Regions from separate parts of the Homo sapiens genome. Here region 1 is linked to region 2. Evidence: chromatin contacts called from ENCODE Hi-C or POLR2A ChIA-PET data. All regions are on one chromosome and are shown on one strand. The core of a region is the stretch at or near the end of the contact, and the rest is flanking DNA. Distances in the headings are between cores, read along the strand shown.

The links. A loop is a pair of places that touch in the nucleus more often than their neighbours do. ChIA-PET counts read pairs that join two places held with the same protein, here RNA polymerase II (POLR2A). Pooled maps may share reads with other maps.
Region 1: a loop to region 2 is called in a pooled map, with 15 times the contacts of the local background. The contact joins the promoter of DDX5 here to the promoter of TRIM37 in region 2. A Hi-C loop is called at or near these places in 6 of 50 pooled maps. POLR2A ChIA-PET finds 5 or more read pairs at or near these places in 2 of 52 experiments (B cell and WTC11).

What each region holds. Positions count from the first base shown.
Region 1 is chr17:64,505,039-64,511,828 of GRCh38, forward strand. It overlaps DDX5 (DEAD-box helicase 5), which reads right to left and starts at 1,251. Exons shown (of 13, transcript NM_004396.5): 1 at 1,038-1,251. The coding sequence starts at 1,081. CEP95 (centrosomal protein 95) reads left to right here and starts at 1,939. Exons shown (of 20, transcript NM_138363.3): 1 at 1,939-2,078; 2 at 3,554-3,682; 3 at 5,135-5,242. The coding sequence starts at 2,060. RefSeq lists a silencer at 342-411 and enhancers at 502-711, 772-901, 1,602-1,841, 2,042-2,131, 2,113-2,729 and 1 more.
Region 2 is chr17:59,101,166-59,108,139 of GRCh38, forward strand. It overlaps TRIM37 (tripartite motif containing 37), which reads right to left and starts at 5,715. Exons shown (of 24, transcript NM_015294.6): 1 at 5,276-5,715; 2 at 3,128-3,229. The coding sequence starts at 5,296. LOC124904039 (a long non-coding RNA gene) reads left to right here and starts at 5,931. Exons shown (of 2, transcript XR_007065864.1): 1 at 5,931-6,426. RefSeq lists enhancers at 4,803-5,462, 5,119-5,168, 5,379-5,508, 5,463-6,122, 5,599-5,698 and 2 more and a silencer at 5,829-5,938.

The DNA of each region.
Region 1 (6,790 bases), core at 1-2,500, 5.4 Mb after region 2:
ACTTAGGTCATGTAAACAGCCTGGGATTTATCATGTCGGAAGCCGGGGATTTATCATGTCGGAAACTTGTCACCCACATGCCAGAATTTGGGATTCTGGCACACACCACTTCTTGTGGTTACTGTAATCTTCCCCACCAGCCTAGCAATTCACTATCAGCAATAACAAGGCTACATGAACCGAAGAGCATCACGACGATGTTACTCATATGGCCGTTTTGGAACCAAACAGCTTTAGTGGTAAGAACCTAAACAGTACAGTCAGCGATAACAGAACAAGGGTTTTCTCAGAAACACTTCTGCTAGCAAACCCAGCTGGGGGAACGCCGCGGTAGAGCTCCGGATCAACGAATCAAAATTATATAACGCAGGAAAAAAGAAAAGGAGGAGCCGGCGACTACCGGGGGAGGAGTCCCGGCCCGGGCGGAGTCGGCCGGGCGGCGTTCCCGCTGGGGCGGCGCTTCCCCCTTTGTCTCGCATTTCTCTCTGCGCCACATTTTCTCGACGCTGCCATTTTGAGCTCCTCCGCCGGGCGGGGTAACAAAGGCGCCGCCGCCATGTCCGAGGCCGGCATTTTGTACTCGCGACTCAGCCACATGGCTGATGCCGGCCGCCCTCCTACCCCAACAGCACCAGGGCTTTGGAAGTGGTCCCCTCGCTCCCACAGAATGCCCGGCCACCCCAAAAACACCTCCCGAAACGCCGCACCTAACAGATGTTCCTTCGTCTGCCTCGAAGCGTCCCGCTTTCATCCGCACAATACGCTCCCTCTCAACTCCCTCAACAGCTACCAAATGGCAGCCGCCCCGACAGCTCCCCAATCCCCACACAAAAAGCAAGCTTGAAGACACTACACCGTCAAATCTCTTCCAATCACTGTGACGTGAATATCAAAATGGCGCAAGCCTTCGGGAAAGGAAGTCCCAAGATAGCCCGGAAAGGCCAAGTCCAAGCCGCAAAGCCCCCGCCGGCCGCCACCCTGACCCGCCCTCCCATCCCCCCACCCGCCAGGCCTGACAGCTCGGCTCCCAAACTCACCCTCGGTCCCGGCCGCGGTCTCGGTCACTCGAATAACCCGACATGGCGTCAATGGTTGCGGTTGGCGGGGAACGAAGTATATAGAAAAGCGTGCGACAAGTCGCTGGAAATGGCCTCGATGACGGCGAAGCCTTGCGGGGGCGGCAGCGGAGGAAGGACACCGATGACACCAGCCGAAGCTGCACTACTAGAGACCGGTAGAAATGAATGAGGTGCCGGCCGCTTTCCGGCAGCCGCTTTTATAGTCTGGACCGCCTCCTACGCCGCAGGGAACGCTGGGAGCCGCTCTATGACCTAATCGCCCCGCCCCTCGCGCATAGGCCGCAACGCCCGCTGGCGTTCCAGGATCGCCGCGCTTTCACCCCTCCCCGCGCCACTCTCTCAGGTCAGGGCCCACCCACCATTGGAATGCCTCATTCTGCACTCTCTTGACCTCACCTTCTTCTGGTCTTTCCACACCTCAAGCAAGCCACCCCGCCCTTTCCCAAGCCCAGCCCCGCCCACCCTCGCCACTCGGAGATGTTTACGTCTCCAAAGAGCCCTCACGTCTGTAACCAAAAGAGGGGGAAGGCGGGGCCTGGCGTTGTCACGTGGCTGTACCACCCCGGACCACCGAGAGAGCGGTCCGCACTACTTTCCCGTTGACGTCGGCGGAGGGATACAAAACGAAATAGCTCACCGGAAGTGCGCTGCTCGCACCCCGGGACCCGCCCGGGCTGCCGGCTGATGTGGACCGTCCGACCCGCGTGTCTGATAATCCTTTGACGGGTTTTGGTCGGCGGAGAATGGTCTCTAAACTTCCCAAACCGCCCCCGTTTCACGTCCTGTGAAAGGAAGTGCTCCTCTGATGACCAATCAGCGGCGAGAAGCTCTTTTAACGTCCGTCCTTCTTTCACGCCTCCTTCCCCGCGCTTTGGTTCGTGCGTCCGCGCCCCAGTGTCGGGTCTGCGTGGATCGGTCCTTCCAGGACACCGTCGCCTTCCCGGCCGCGTCGGAGTCCGGCGGCGACCTGCCTCTGAAACATGGCAGGCTCGGATGCTGGTGAGTGTCTCCCTGGGGTCCCAGTATGTGTGGACTGAAACCGTCCACCTCCAGGGAGGCCTCGGGCTAGCCCGGACTGGGTCTGGGCTGTCGGCGGGGCTCGTGACCTTCAGACGCCGCGTCGCGCTGGCGGGTTCCCTGGATAGGGTCTCTCAGCTTCACCACCTCTTCGCTTCGAGGCCGTGGAACAGCAGTATGCTGTGGGAGAGAGAGAGGCACTGGGGCGAGGCCGGTAGGACACTTGGGTCCTGGCTGTAAAAAGAGCGGTCAGAAGGGTCGTCCCCGGACTTGTCTTTCTGTGGGGCGTCTAGCCGCTGTCCGTGTGCCCTCCGCCCTTGCACTATGGGCCCTGAGGTCGTACCTGCTTTTGTATTGGTCTTTAAAGGAACAGCATTCTTAAGATTTATTATGCCCCTGCAGAATAGTAGAATATGCCCCTGTAGAATAGTTGTGCTTTTTTCTCTTCAGTGCCCTCTAGAGTCATGGGCTTTGTCTAGCACCGCTTTTGAAGAGCGAATTAATTTGGTTGTCTAGGACGCTTTCATCCTTTTCACAAGGACTGCGTACAAACCAGTTGTCATGGTTTGGCCAGCTGTGAGAAATGGGCGTGGGGAGGGGGATTATGTGCATGGAAAATACACTCTCATTCGTTTCCAGAACGTTACGTGTCCAGAACATAGTGGAGATGTTTGTTTCTAATACCGATTGAAAGTGCTTTCCTACCAATTCCCAGGCATTTCAAGGAACAAGTATTTTAAGCTAAGTTACTTTTGGTACAGAAACCGTTAAACTTTGCAAATCCCAGCAATATCTAGGGGAGAGGAGAATGTGGTACGCAGGAAACGTCAACAGTATTGATAATTCTGAGCTTCATGTACTTCCCATATTTTCTTTCATATAGATCGATATAATAAAAAAGAAAAACTAACAAATGCATTACCGTTGATGTTGTTATTATACCAGTTCTTAACAGCCTAAGTTTAATCACCACTTTTTCCGGCACCAGAGAAACCCTGACTTGCACAAGATAATTGGGTAAACACAAGACCAATACTATTGCAAGTGCGAAGCAGCCTCCATTAATGAGTTTCTGGTAACCTCGGATTATCATTAAACTGTTGTTTATGACATAATATTCCTGTTTACTTGTAAATATGTTTTAACTAAAAACACCCATGTAAGGCTTATATAAGTAACTTAAGATTTTAGGCTGCAACAGTATCAATTGAATTTGCAGTATAGTTTTGACTATGTAGAAATTACAGCACTCTGGAAATCATCCCAAGAAATTAAATACATCTTTTTAAAAACCATGCCTAAAGGGTCTTTGAAATTCTCTAACAATCAAATTCCTTATCTTCTGCAAAGTTCAGTGTCTGTTTTTGTTGGGGGGGAGGTTGTTGGATTTTTTAAATGTCTGTGTGATTTTTTTCTGGTGGTTTTTAAGACTGATCTTTCCCCCTTTTTCCCAACAGAGTGGGTAACCATTGCCAATAACCTTCTTTTTAAGTGTCATATACATCTGAGAATACATGAACTTCAAGACTGTGATGCTAATGTTTTTATTGCTCTTTATCAGTCTATTTTGGGAGAAAAGGTACCAGGTAAGAATACTAAAAGCAGGAGTAATTTTGCCTATATCTTAGGCCAAAAGTTTTTAGTCCTTTAGTTAGATTCTTTGATATTTATAAAATTTCATTTTCTCTTTGCTTGTTTCTTTTTTTAATATTGCATATTAAATTCTATATTAATATACAATATTAAAATAAATATTGTATATTAAATTGTATTTAATATCACATATTGTATAATTATAATATTGTATTCCTTAAGGAATACCCTGTGGAACCCACTCATAATAACGGCCTTGAGCAGATCAGTTTGAGGGCTCCTGATAATCACGGCTTAACCTAATCATGGCTACTGCCTTGTGAAAGTTGCATCTTTTCTGTAAATGTACCTTCAAAGGTTGTAAAATTGAGTGGAGCTTGGGAATTTATTGGATTCTGTTACTTAACCAGTGCTAGGGATAAGAATTGATGCTTGTAGATGATGAACCTCATTTACCAAGACAGTTAATAAGCGCATATGTCCTTTCATCTTGCTCACCATCTCACTATGTTCAAGACCAGGGTGGTACCAACTCAGCTTAAGTGATCCTCCCGTCTACCTCCCAAAGTGATAGGATTACAGGCATGAGCCACCACGTCCAGCCTGTGCTGACCTTTTAAATCTTTATACCAATAATTCTAGTTGGCTATTCAAAAGGACATATAAGGGCCAGGCGCGGTGGCTCACACCTCTAATCCCATTACCTTGGGAGGCTCATCACTTGAGGCAGGTGGATCACCTGAGGCCAGGAGTTCAATACCAGCCTGGCCAATATGGCAAAATGCCATCTCTGCTAAAAATACAAAAATTAGCCAGGCATAGTGGTGCACGCCTATAAACCCAGCTACTTGGGAGGCTGAGGCAAGAGAATTGCTTGAGCCGGGAAAGTGGAGGTTGTAGTGAGCCAAGATCACGCCACTGCATTCCAGCCTGGGCGATAGAGCGAGACCCTGTCTCAATAAATAATAAATAAACATACATATGTGTATATATAAGAACGCTCCTTGAATGCCTGCTGTGTTTTTTTTTTCTTCGTAGAAAGTAGCCCATAGTTATGGGTTAAAGTATCATGTCTTGGCTCCCTTATTAGACTATTAGCTGTCTTTGAATTTAGGGACCACTTTATCTTCCTTAACATGGTGCTTCTTGTAAAGCATATTCATGTATATCTATATATCTATATATATATATATGGTGTAATAAATATTCAACCGTATTCAACCAGTCTAATATTGATAAATCGGTTCAATCAATAAATACTCAACCAGTAAAGATTCTGCTGTGTAGAGTTCAGGGTTTATTAACTTTATCTGTACTTTACAGCATGTTCTGTTTGGGCAGAGCCTTTATAGCAGTTGAGCATATTCAGTAGCCTAGTCAGAGACAATGAGATGAAAACTTGGCCTCTCATGGATACAAAATTATGTGATTTTTTCCCCCCCCAGACCTCATAGTTATTCCTAGGAGTCAAGAAGATGATGCACACAATGTACAAGCAGTAATTGATTCACTGGCCTTGGACTACTTGCAGGTCAGCTTGTCTCACATAACAGGTTGGTATATGTATAACTATCACATAATTATGCATTTTAGTAAAAATAATTGTTAGAACTGTAGACATTGTTTACTTAACCAAATGAGTGAGCTTATGGAGTAGACCAAATTGTAAGATTGAGCTAAGACAATCAACTGATAGAGGTCAGGTCCATACATGAGAACTTTTCCAGGAGAGCTGAACATTGATTTTGCAATTGATCTGGGTCTGAAACGTAAATATCCTAGCTGGTAATTTGAGGTGTGTTTTTTGTTTTTATGTTATGTTGTTTTATTTATTTTTATTTTTTGATTCAGAGTCTCTGTTGCCCAGGCTGGAGTGCAGTGGTGCAATCACAGCTCACTGCAGCCTCAACCTCCCAAGCTCAGGTGATCCTCTCACCTCAGCCTCCCGGGTAGCCGGGGCTACAGGTGTGCACCACCATGCCTGGCTAATTTTTTCTATTTTTTGTAAAGACAAGAGTTTCGCCATTTGCCCAGGCTGGTCTGGAACTCCTGGGCTCAGCTGATCCACCTGGCTCCACTCGTGAAATTGCTGGGATTACAGGCCTGGACCACTGTGCCTGGCCTTCGGGGAACCTGCCCCGATAGTCACGTAGGTTCTTTTCTATTTTATCTAAGCATCGGCAGGTTTGAGAAATAAAGGGACAGAGTACAAAAGAGAGAAATTTTAAAGCTGGGCGTCTGGGGGAGACATCACATGTCTGTAGGTTCCGTGATGCCCCACAAGCTGCAAAAACCAGCAAGTTTTTATTAGGGATTTTCAAAAGGGGAGGGAGTATACGAATAGGTTGTGGGTCACAGACATCAAGTACTTCACAAGGTAATAGAATATCACAAGGCAAATGGAGGCAGGGCGAGATCACAGGACCACCTGACTGGGGTGAAATTAAAATTGCTAATGAAGTTTTGGGCACCATTGTCATTGATAACATCTTATCAGGAGACAGGGTTTTGAGAGCAACCTGTCTGACCAAAATTTATTAGGCGGGAATTTCTTCTTCCTAATAAGCCTGGGAGCGATATGGGAGACTGAGGTCTATTTCAGCCCTACAGTCTACAGACCATAAAAGATGGCCACGCCCGGGGGACCGTCTGTAGACCTGCCCCCAGGCGTGTATTCTCTTTCCCAGGGATGTTCCTTGCTGAGAAAAAGAATTCAGCGATATTTCTCCCATTTGCTTTTGAAAGAAAAGAAATATGGCTCTGTTCCGCCCGGCTCACCAACGGACAGAGTTTAAGGTTATCTGTCTTATTCCCTGAACAATTGCTGTTATCCTGTTCTTTTTTTCAAGGTGCCCAGATTTCATATTGTTCAAACACACATGCTCTACAATTTTGTGCAGTTAACGCAATTATCACGTGGTCCTGAGGCTACATACATCCTCCTCGGTTTACAAGATGACAGGATTAAGAGATTAAAGTGAAGACAGGCCTAGGAAATCACAAGGGTATTGATTGGGGAAGTGATAAGTGTCCATGAAATCTTTACAATTCATGTTCAGAGATTGCAGTAAAGACAGGCATAAGAAGTTATAAAAGTATTA
Region 2 (6,974 bases), core at 4,465-6,964:
ACAAATGATTAGTGCATTCAGGAACCAAGACAGCCCTAGAAAGAAAGGTCAGAACCAGATCTGGATGGTCTGAACACAAGGCTAACATTCTTGGATTTTATCCTTTACATAATACATTTCTGAGGCTTCTGGGGAAAAGAAAGAGATATCAGTGAAAAATATTAATATAGTAGCAGGACAGAAAATGGACTGGAGATAAGAAAAGACTCAAACCTGAGAGATCAGACAGAAAGTAATTAAATAATCTAAGCATGAGGTAACCAATGTTCATACTTCTCTATTAGCATGGTAATGATAAAAACAGAAGGGTAAGACAAATATAAGTGAAACAGGGAGATAATAACTAATTGCACTTAAAAATCATTGGTATAGGCCAGAGGCAGCGGCTCATGCCTGTAATCCCAGCACTTTGGGAGGCCAAGGAGGGAAGATCAGTTGAGGTCAGGAGTTTGAGACCAGCCTGGGCAACATAGTGAAACCCCATCTCTACAAAAAAAAAAAAAAAAAAAAAAATATATATATATATATATACACACACACACACACACACACACACATATATACATATACATGTTTATATATATACATATATACACACACATATATACATATATATATACAAAAATAGCCGGGCATCATGGAGTGCGCTGATACTCCCAGCAACTTGAGAGGCTGAGGCAGGAAAATCTCTTGAACCTGGGAGGCGGAGGTCGTAGTGACCCAAGATCACGCCACTGCACTTTAGCCTGGGCAACAGAGCAAGAATCCATCTCAAAAAAAAATAAAAAATAAAAAATAAAAAAATCATTGGTATAAAGTTTCCAGTTTGAGTGACTAGCAGAACAGAACAAAAAGAATGAACTTAGAATCGGTTTGAGAAAATAATATGAATAATCTGATCTTGAACAAAGTTCAAGATGCTAGAAGGACAAGACATCCAAAAGTCAGTGCTGAAGGAATAGATTTAGGAGCCATACACACAGAGATGATAGCTAAAGCTGCTAAAGTAAATCAAATTTCCCAAAGTAGGTGAATACTCCCAGAAACCTCAGAGTAGAGAACGACAGCAACAAGATCTTAGGAAATTAAGAAATAAATGCATTTAAGGGGCAGGAGGAAGAAGATGTAACAATGAAAAAATACAGAATCAATGAGGCATAAGGTAACAACCAGAGACCATAAGCACATGGGACCTTCATCAAAAGAAATGCGCCCAGATCCAGATTCTACCACTTAATTAACTATAACGGAGTCCAATTACTTAATTTATCTAGCATCAGTTTCACTGTTTATTAAAACATGGGTAAGTGTTAATGTGTATTAGTTGCTATTTTAACAATAAAATAACACCTTACAAACAAGTAGATATAGTATTTCATAATTTCTGAATTACTCCTTAGGTTATCTCATTTAATGCCATAACCACCCTGTAAAGCAAATCATATCTGAATTCTACAGCTGAAGAAAGAAGGCCAAGAAAGAGTGAATCTCTTAGTTTTAGAAGTATGAGAACTAACATCATATTTAACTGGGTCTTCTGCGCATGGTACAGTGACAAAGAACAGGCTATAGAGTTCTTGAACTTAATGGGTTCAAATCCAGTACCATCAATTGTGAGCTGTGTGACTAGAAAAAAATTATTTAAGTGTTACGGATAATACTCTTGACAAAGGCATATGTATCTTCCTTAGGCAAGAATAAGGAAACAGAAATTTTTTTTTTTTTTGAGACGAAGTCTCGCTCTGTCGCCAGGCTGGAGTGCAGTGGCACCATCTCTGCTCACTGCAACCTCTGCCTCCCGGGTTCAAGTGATTCTCCTGTCTCAGCCTCTCGAGTAGCTGGGACTACAGGAGCATGCCACCATGCCTGGCTAATTTTTGTATTTTTAGCAGAGACAGGGTTTCACCATATTGGTCAGGATGGTCTCGAACTCCTGACCTCAGGTGATCCACACACCTCAGCCTCCCAAAATGCCGGGATTACAGGCGTGAGCTACCTACTGCGCCCAGCTGAAACAGAAAGTTTGAGGTGAAGAGCATGTGACCTCTTTGATTTTCTCAGGAAAATAAATAATTGAAGGGGAATGTGAACAAGGCAGTTTTCAACTATGCTCTGTAGATGTGCTATTGGACTCTCGCATACACAACCAAAATCTTGGACTTCCTCATTTTGTTATTTTGTTTTTTGTTTTTTTGAGACAGAGTCTCGCTCTGTCACCCAGGCTGGAGTGCACTGGCATGATCTCGGCTCACTGCAACCTCCGCCTCCTGGGTTCAAGCGATTCTCCTGCCTCAGCCTCCTGAGTAGCTGGGATTACAGGCACACACCACCATGCCCAGCTAATTTTTGTATTTTTAGTAGAGATGGGGTTTCACCATGTTGGTCAGGCTGTTCTCGAACTCCTGACACCATGATCCACCCGCCTCGGCCTCCCAAAGTGCTGGGATTACAGGCCTGGGCCACCGCGCTCAGGCCAACATTCAAGTTTTTTTTTTTTTTTTGAGACGGAGTCTCACTCTGTCGCCAGGCTGGAGTGCAGTGGCGCTCTCTCGGCTCACTGCAACCTCTGCCCTCCCGGGTTCAAACAATTCTCCTGCCTCAGCCTCCCAAGTAGCTGGGACACAGGTACATGCCACCATGCCCAGCTAATTTTTGTATTTTTAGTAGAGACAGGGTTTCACCATGTTGGCCAGGATGGTCTCGATCTCTTGACCTCGTGATCCACCTACCTCGGCCTCCCAAAGCACCAACACTCAAGTTTTAAAGCCACTAGATTATATTCATCTCTAGAGTGTCTTGTAATTGTAAGATTAAACACTTTTTCTCTATCTTACTCACCAAACACATATAAACCAGTCCTCTTCTGAGCCCCACAGCACTTCTTTAGTGCCTCCTTATGATACCGCACATTCTTCAAAATAAACATTCTAAACTCCATTCCCTCAATTAGATTTAAGCTCCTTCAAGGCAGGCAATTTGTCATTTATCTTAGTATTCCTCAACCCCAAGCACAGTGCAAGCAAGCACTTTAGGGCAAAAAATGTAAAATAAAAAGATAAGGGAAATGGTTAATCCTTACAATATATACTATATATACTAACTGCATGTAAAAAGAAATACAACTTACCCTAATACAGCTGAAACAACACAGTTTGGAGCAATGAGGACACAGGCGTGCATCCCGCAATTTCTCCATACAAATGAAACATCGGAAAACCTCAGCAATGCTCTGAAAACAGTAAAAGATGTAAGGTCCACCAGTTTAGGCTACTGAATCAAGAGTAAAAGGCAAGCTCAAAACAACTTGACATTTACATTTATTTTGGGCTGATCTCTCAATTTTAACTATTCCATATCAGGATTTGGTTGGTCAAGATACAGAGTACCTCAAAACATCTGGAAAATGTACTCCCGTTTGGTTTCACGATGATTCTATTCTAAGGAAAATATAGGAAATGCAAACACAGACATGCAGAAAAATTTTCACTAAAGCAGTAATTATAATGGCAAGAATCTAGGTACAGCCCAAATGTCCAAATATTAAGTAAATTATGGCAGTTACACATAGATTACAGTCACCAGAAATACTTCTTCATCTAATGATATAGAAAAATGCATATAATGTATAACAGCAGGGAAAAAAGGCCCAGGCATGATGGTTCATTACTGTAATCCTAGCACTTTGGGAGGCTGAGGCAGGTGGATCACTCGAGGTCGGGAGTTCGAGACCAACCTGGCCAAAATGGTTAAACCCCGTCTCTACTAAAAATACAAAAATTAGCCAGGCGTGGTGGTGTGCACCTGTAATCCCAGCTACACAGGAGGCTAAGGCAGAAGAATTGCTTGAACCTAGGAGGCGGAGGTTGCAGTGAGCCAAGAGGGTGCCACTGCACTCTAGCCTGGGTGACAGAGTGAGATTCTGTCTCAAAAAAAAAAAAAAAGAAAAAAGGAAAAAAGGCAGACTATATGACTGAATACACAACATGAACTTTTAACTTTTTCTGCAATTTCCCCAAAAGGTATAAACTGATTTTATAATTTAGAGGAAAAAGAAGTTTAAAAAGACACATCCTAAAGGCAGTGTACTGTGACCCAGAAAAAAATGAATTCAGAATCCAGAAATCTGAATTGCTGCCCTGATGTTACAACAGACTAGCTACTTATTTGAACCTGAGATTCTGCCCCAATTGAAAATGTTGACGGTAGTTCAAAGCGATCTTGGGAACAACAACAACAAAAATATGTAAATACAAGAAACAGTATTATGTTTGCAAGCCTCAATTTAATCAATTTAGGAAGTAACTGAAAAGTTTTTAACAAGAAAAAGGATACAATTAAACGTATACTTATTGTATTGTATACTTTGTTTTTATATTACTGACATTTACTTTCACTCCATTCTAGAATTAAACCCTCCTAAAACCAAGATAAGTTTACAAAACCTTTATAATACTTTATATGAGGAATTAAGGAGAAAATTACTCATTAATCTCATCATGACTCTGTAGGGCCAGAAAGAACCTGGGAGATGCAGATTCTGTAACCTGCAACGGGGTGGACAATAAGACTACTGAATGACTAGTTTCAAGTGGAATATCCATAACATAGTTACCCCTTACTAAAAAGCAAGGATTTCCTATTTCAGTATCTGAAAGGTTCAAAATTTGATAATGATTACACAATTATGTTCAATAAACAATCTTTTAAAATATATTCCTAGCCTTTACTTACATATCCTACATATCCCAACTATTTTAACTCACAGCTTACAAGAATCAGTTATAAAAAGAAGAGTTTGTTCTGGAAACTACACATGAGATAATATATGCTGATTCAATCTAGGAAGGAAGGGCAGAAGCCTGCAAAATGTGCCACTGAGAGGGAAAGATGACTATCCATTTGGAAGGAGATTTAGATCAGCTCAAGAACTCGCAAGGACTGGTGGCGAGTGGCAGGGTACATCCATCTGATGAATCTGCAGTTTTGGTCGGAAAAGGATGCTGTTTGCAAACACCCGGTGGGGATGAGTACCTGTGCCAAGACATCCTTGAAAACTCCAGGATACGCACCACCTGACTGCGGAACAGTGAGCACAAGACACCCGGAGCGCTGCAGAATGGGCACGGCATCCTTGGTACCGGGCCAGCCCTCTCCACAGCGGCAGGGGCGGGGTAGGGGTGCCCTACTGGAGGGAGGACATGGGCACGACTCCCCGAATAAAAACCGCTCATCGGGTGGGGGCGGGGACTAACCACCACCCTCACAACCCCCTCACCTCCACGCTCTGTTCATCCATTGCCTCCGGCTCTCGGCGGGGCCGCTGGCGACCCGCAGGCTCCGCAGTCTGACCTCTTAGGCGCCGGCCCGAGGTCGCCAGATCAAATCGCCGATAAAAGCCCGGCGCCCACGTCAGGGGGCTCTGACAACCGCCCCACCTGCGCGCCCCATCTCTTCAGGTCCAGCGCCGCCTACCCCCATTTCGCCATTTTTACCGGCGCGCCCGCCCCGAGGCGCAGAAGTAGGGCGAACGGTGGCCGCAGCTCCTTTCTCCCGGCTCAGCCGCCGGCCAGCAGCCGCGCCGGAACCTCGGCCCACGTGACGCGGGCGCGCGCCTATGGAACTGACGGTGGAGTTCAGCGAAGAAGGTGCCGCAGAGAATTCGCAAACACCAACCGTAACCAGAGCAGCTGGGGGCGCGGCGGCGAGAGAAGCTGCGAAGCGCATGCGCGCAGGACGCTGTGGGAGGGGAAAGGAGGGGAGGAGCGTGGAGCGATCGCCTAGTTCCCGCGTTGCGGGGCGCATACGAGACTTGGCGACTCGCTGCCTCAGGGTTGCGTGCCTCCGGCCCTAGCCTGCGCAGGCGGCCTGAGCTTGGGGCTCTGCTACGCCACCCACGCCCACCTTGGCGGAGGGCGGGGCCCCACGGCTCTCAAACTTGCGCGCCAAAGACGGAGCCACCTGGCGTACTGGTGGAAAGCGCAGACTTCAGAGCCACACCCGTAGTTAAGTATTCGGACTCTGAGATTCCAGGGTGGGGCCCAGGCCATCCGCGTTTTCACCCAGCATCGTGTGATTCGGCAGCAGGTGGTCTGTGGCCCGCACTTTGAGAAACCCTGGTGCAGAAGGTTCATGGTTAGTGGTTCTCTCTGGAAGGAACAGTCTAAGGTTTGTAGGACTTGCGTTCCACCTACCAAAGCTAATCGAGTTAGAAGGCTCCAAACTGAGGTGTCATTTCTCATTACGGTGGTGAGAGGACGGGACCACACACTGTGAAGTCTTCGTTCCCACATCCCACACTTCATTCTTGCCGCCTAAGTTGTCGCCGTGGGACTATTGAAAGGGTATCAGCGATATTCATCTTTCCTATAAATGGGATCTGCTTTCTACAGTTTCCTGCCAGATGTGTAAAGATTGCAAGAATTGAAGGTTTGTGAGACAAAGAGGGCATATCAAATTCGTAATTTGAATTTAATTTTTCCTGTATTTATTGCAAACAACTAATTATACTTAACCGACCTAGAGTGCACATGTAGAGAATCACTAATAATCTAGAAATAAGTTCTTGAATATCAGGCATTTAGGCTTATAGGTGGTGGGTAGCAACAATTTTTTTTAACTACTTGGGTCATGAACAAGATATAATTTAGAAAGATTAATCTGAGACTGAAAAATTCTTTCAGTAAGAATTATTTGTGGTCTTTGACCTACATGGAGCTATTTTTACGAAAATGGCCTCAGTTGTACATTTTTAAATGGTTGATGGTTAATATTATGAGAATTTTACTTAAAAGAATTATTTATAGAATGCAGTGCTAGGCCTGGCGTGGTGGCTCACACCTGTAATCCCAGCACTTTGGGAGGCCGAGGCTGGCGAATCACCTGAGGTCGGGAGTTCGAGACCAGCCTGACCAACATGGAGAAACCCCGTCTCTACTAAAAATACAAAATTAGCCGGGCGTGGTGGCGCATGCCTG